2 separate regions of the Homo sapiens genome follow, and region 1 is linked to region 2. A link is an interaction called in ENCODE POLR2A ChIA-PET data of the cell type or tissue named here. Cell type or tissue: MCF 10A. All regions are shown on one strand.

What was found. ChIA-PET counts read pairs that join two places held together with the same protein. Peaks named below come from ENCODE experiments on the same cell type or tissue, not always from the same donor. Only the 100,000 strongest peaks of a DNase experiment are listed, where the experiment ranks them.
Region 1: POLR2A ChIA-PET joins it to region 2 with 6 read pairs; 2 of 35 experiments call an interaction of 5 or more read pairs at or near these places.

Annotation. Positions count from the first base shown.
Region 1 is chr12:105,804,504-105,807,003 of GRCh38, reverse strand. No RefSeq gene overlaps it. Among named protein-coding and RNA genes, the nearest start is that of CASC18, 100 kb to the right of the region's middle. In MCF 10A, no CTCF peak of the experiment used is centred here; a DNase peak (open chromatin) is centred at 1,083.
Region 2 is chr12:105,741,042-105,743,541 of GRCh38, reverse strand. It overlaps CASC18 (cancer susceptibility 18), which reads right to left. Exons shown (of 5, transcript NR_110109.1): 5 at 1-1,786. LOC107984435 (a long non-coding RNA gene) reads left to right here. Exons shown (of 4, transcript XR_001749305.2): 3 at 637-713; 4 at 1,685-1,765. Among named protein-coding and RNA genes, the nearest start is that of CASC18, 38 kb to the right of the region's middle. RefSeq lists an enhancer at 2,342-2,500. In MCF 10A, no CTCF peak of the experiment used is centred here; a DNase peak (open chromatin) is centred at 1,531.

The sequences.
Region 1 (2,500 bases), 63 kb before region 2:
TAGGATATGCTCAATAAATATTTATAGAATTGTTATTGATGAACTACTCTGTGCCTGTGCCTATATCATCTTTTTTAATCCTTCTAAAATTTTAACATAGGTTTTATGATCTCTATTTTAGAAATAATGAAACAGATTCAGAGCTGGATAGTGAGTTAAATGAGGTCATACATTTAGTGAGTGGCAGAGCTGGGACTCAGATCCCAGGCTCTCCCTGGATCCCATGCTCTTTGTTCTCTAAATGCTGTTGGGATTTTCATTTCAGGTAATGATATTTCTCAACACAAAGAATCTGAGTGTTGGTTTTTTTCTTTCTTTCGCTTTGTAGATGAGGGGTCTATAGGCCCAGAAAGGCCAAGCAACTTAGTCCAAGCTAAATTAGTGCTCAAGTTCAATCTAGCCCAGCATTTTTCAATTGGACTTTGAAGTTCCCTTAAGATAAGGCAGCCACTAATTCAGATAGAGCCAGGCTTCCTGCAGGTTGGATTGAACCTATCTCTACAGTGCGGCTGAATGTCTATATAGCAGAAAGTCATGAAAATTCTCAACCAATGCAAGTTTCAAAATCTACATGGTTGTTTTCTGGTTCTCAGCTGTACCTGGCACAGTTTGCCTTCTGACTGAAGGAAACACAAGCCTCAAGCTTTTGGAAAGCCACTGCAAGCTTGCTGTTGAAAACCCAGGTTTGGATGCAATCTAGGCTGTGGTAAAGTAGTTAAGCTAATAAAGCTCTAACGCTTCCTCCAGACTCCCTGCAAGCGCCTCACTGGCTCAGTGTGCACAAACCTGGAGGACAACGCTGTGTCCGTGGCCTGGACAGCCTCACACATGTGATTCTGGCTGGGCACTGTACCAAACCAGGGCCTGTTGCACTCATTCCCTCCATTCTCTCTTGCCACTCTTCTCTCCAACATGCTACCCAAGTCTCTTCATCAAAAATTTGGTTTATATTTCCCTGAACTTCAGTCTGGGAAGCATATTACCTGCACCAGGTTAAACCAGTTCAAACTAAAATCATTGAGAAATCTTCAGGTTCAGCTGGCATCTATTTGCTCATCCTCTTGTTCCTGGGCTGAGTCACTTTCACAGTGCCAGACTCTGTGCCAGGCATACTATGCCAGACAGCTGTGAGTGACACTTGAGTGGGGGAAGAGGTCATATCACAAGACCCAATGTGATCTTGGGTCATTTCTTTGCAATTCACTGGACTTTGTCCTCCTCTGGGGTCCAGCTAGGAAAAAGATGACTGCCTCAGTCCACACACAATAACCCCAGGGGACCAGAGAGCATCTCTTTCAGGAGCTCTTCCTTAGGAGCAAAACAGTTTCTTCCTCAGAAGCCCCAACAAAACATCCCCTGAGGTCTCATTGGCCTGACTTAGACACGTGCCTATTTCTGAGCCAATCCCAGGGATGGGGAGATGGCAAAGATGATTGACTCAGACTTGATTTCTTTTAAAAAAAGATATTTTGTTCCTTGCAACCTAAAAAGTCAGAACTTCCCAGTAAAAGCCATTTTATATTCAAGTTTCTGCTAGAGCACTGTTGTTTTATTAAATTGATTTTTTCCTCTATTTTTATCATCATTATCATCATCAGCATCATCATCATTAGGAAGGTGGATGTTTTAAGCAAATCAATCATGAAGGAGAGAATGGGCAAATCTTTAACAATTGAGAGGTAGATTTCTTGCTGCTTGTAAATTTCACAATTTCTAATTTCTATTCCAGCTTGGACTCATCCTGAAGGCAGTGGGATGTCATCAAATATTTCTATGCAGAAGGTGATAGGCTGTCATTTAGGTCGCAGTCGTTCACTGTGGGTCAAATCTGACAGAAGGTCAAAGCAATCAAGATACCCTCAGGGGACAGCAGTTTAAATCCACATAAAGCAGATTGTTTTGAATGGGCCTGTCTCCCTGGACTTGTAGTCTGATTCAGGCTTGCCAAGGGAGCCTGATGGTGCCATGCTTGTGGGTAGTAAGCTTCTCCCCAAATCGCCTCTGATTCTCCCCACAGGGCCTCACACTGTGGGATGGAGGTGATAGCCCAAGGTCATGGCTCTGTGCCAAAAAGAAAGGGGACACATTTCTTTTACACTTTTCAGGGGATCAGGGTTGGGGTTTTTGAGTAGCCCAGGAGAATTTGACAATTCTTGTCTCAGAAATAGATTGGCATCTGCATCAGTGGACTCAGTAAAGCAGATGGCCCTCCCAGTGTGGGCGGACATCGTCCAATCCATCCAGGGCCTGGATAGAACAAAAAGGCAGAGGAAGGAGGAATTCTCTCTTTCTCCTTGAGCTGGACATCCATCTTTCCCTGCCTTTGAACATCAGAACTCCAAATTCTCCAGCCTTTTTATCCCAGGGACTTACACCAGAGGCCCTGGGGTTCTATAGCTTGCAGAGGCCATATTTTGGGATTTCATGGCCTCCCTAATCTTGTAAGCCAATTTTCATAAAAAATCTCTTCTTGTATATTGAAACAGTCAAGCATCACTTA
Region 2 (2,500 bases):
TGCCCTCCTTTTTTTAGCAAAAAAGGAACAGGTTTCCAGGCATTCCACTATTGTATTGATCAGTTACTGCAACTTTTCGGGATGTAAATGTCATAATAGTGACATTAGGAATACATTTTGCTGTTCCGGCTTTTAACATAAGGAAAATAGAAATAGAAATTCCATGTTTAGCCAGAAATCATCTTGAGCATCCAGCATATAAACTTACTGATTATACTTAAACCAGCCTTGTAATTAATGCCGCACTTGCAAATGGACATAGACATCAAGGGCCGTCCTCTGATAAAGCATTTCATCGCAGCTGGTGTCCAGCAGTCCTTGTTTTTAACATGCTGACTGCTGTGCTCGATATAAAATGGGAAGGCTATTATTGATTACTAATAATCAACTGCTTATTAGTAATTTTTCTGACATAGAGGCCTACATCATATTTCACTGATTGCTCTAAATTCCTGGTGTTCCACACTCTGCTGTGTTCCACTCTGAACCACCATGGTTCACAGGACAGGCTCTCATCCTCCAAGGGGGCTTCTGATGCAAGTGGGTTGAAAGATGGACAGAAGCAGGCATATTCCAGGCACTTAAAAGTATGTTTATGATTTCACCTGTTCATCCTTTTGGGTTATTTGATTGCAGGCAACAGAAACAATCTTTGTCCAACCAGCAAAAGAGGGATTTGGAGAAAGAAAATGAAGCAGCTTATGGAACAGAAGGTAAAGCTGGAGAAGTAGGATTGGAGCATCTGGGGAGCAGACACTCATGGGTGTGGGCGGAGGGGAGCCTCTTCAGAGAACCACTGTCTGCTTGCTGGAATTTCAGCCATCTTCAGTCCCGTCAGGCACTCTGCTCAAGATTTCCATCCAGGGATAAGGGATGGGCCCTGTTTGAGTTTCAGGCTGCCCTTGGCCAGAGGCAAGGCGGACTTGGCTGCTAGACTATACACACTGGGGGAGGGATGGCTTCTCAAAGAGAAATCAAGATGTCCATAACAGAGGTCACTGTGTCGTGAAAAGATGAGCCTTATGGTGTCTTCCCAGTGACATTTTCTGTACGAGTCATGTGACTGTGTCCAGGACACGAGACAGGGTGGCCCAAGGACAAGCCCCTGGTCTCGGTATTATGTTTCCAGCTCCTCATTTCCTACTGAGTAGCCTAGGTTTCTGGGAATTATCCAGACCCAGATGGTATTTGTATTTCCAAGAGACCCAGCATTTCAAAGTCTGACATATGCCACACTCAGATAGTTATGAAAGCAAAGCCAAGCGACAATTGGGACCAGTTTTTTTCCAGACGTCTCTTTTTATCTAGATCTCAGTTACAGGGAGTCTGAAAAGTCCCATTATCTCAGCAGAGAAATCACGGCAGGCAAGTTTGCTACGGCTGTTTCATTTCTGTGTTGTCCAACAACTGCTCAAATCTCAATCCCTTCTCTCCAGTCAAATGCATCTTTTGGCCCAAATCCGGGGCTCCACATACATAGCTCCTAATATCTGGAACAGCCTCCACAGCCAAGTGAATGAGTCAGTCTTCTGAGTTGATTCAAATCCCCAGAGACTTAGTTCCAGAAGCTTCCAACAATGCCCTTAGGATGTATGACTAGGTCTGAACATTCAGTAAAGTGTGAGCTTGTGGCAGTCTCTGTATATAGACTCAGTTATCTGCATTCATCTGTCTCTTTTCCTAGGTCAGGAGAGTCCCAAGAAGAAGGATCATATCTGGTTTCCTCTTCTGCCTCTCCCCATGGTGTCTAGGAGAGTGCACACTCAGTCAGCATTGATAACTAACTCTGGTAAATAAAGAAAAGGCAAACATTAGGAGACAGAAAACCAGATACTAATCTCACTTTTACAAATGAGGGCAAGCCATCCAACCTCGGTGAGCCTCAGTCCTCTCATCTTTGTAATGGTGACCGTAAGAATTCATTCCACTTTCATGCCACACAGTGGTTACAATGCTTAAATGAGGAAGGTGACGTGAAAGTGGCTTATCATCTCAGCTATAGACATGCCACATTGCTATTAGGTCACCAAGGCACGCTAGAGACAATCAGAATAAAACCTGGGCAAGCTCAGTCAACCCTGGCAACCCTGGCATTCTGATACTCCTAGAACAGTGTCTTATGTTTATTCTTTTGGGGTAACATTTAAGCTTTGAGGCCACAGAGCAGAAGCCTTGCCATTTTATATTGAGCGCAGCAGTCAGCATATTAAAAACAAGGACTGCTGAACACCAGCTGCGATGAAATGCTTTATCAGAGGATGTTAAGAAGTCAGGCTCTTCCTTTCTCAGCAGTATTTTCTCTAATTTCTCTTTTCCCATCTGTCCCTACCACGAAGACACTTGTTCACACTCAGACTGCTTCCTGCCTGGACCCCTGCCACCTTCTCCTGCCTGACTTTCTATCTCTTGCCTCCTCATCCTGTCTCAGTGCCAGACAGCTCACGATGCCACTTTGCAATGCAACTTGGAACAGCTTCTGGGTTTCTGCACCAGCTGCCTT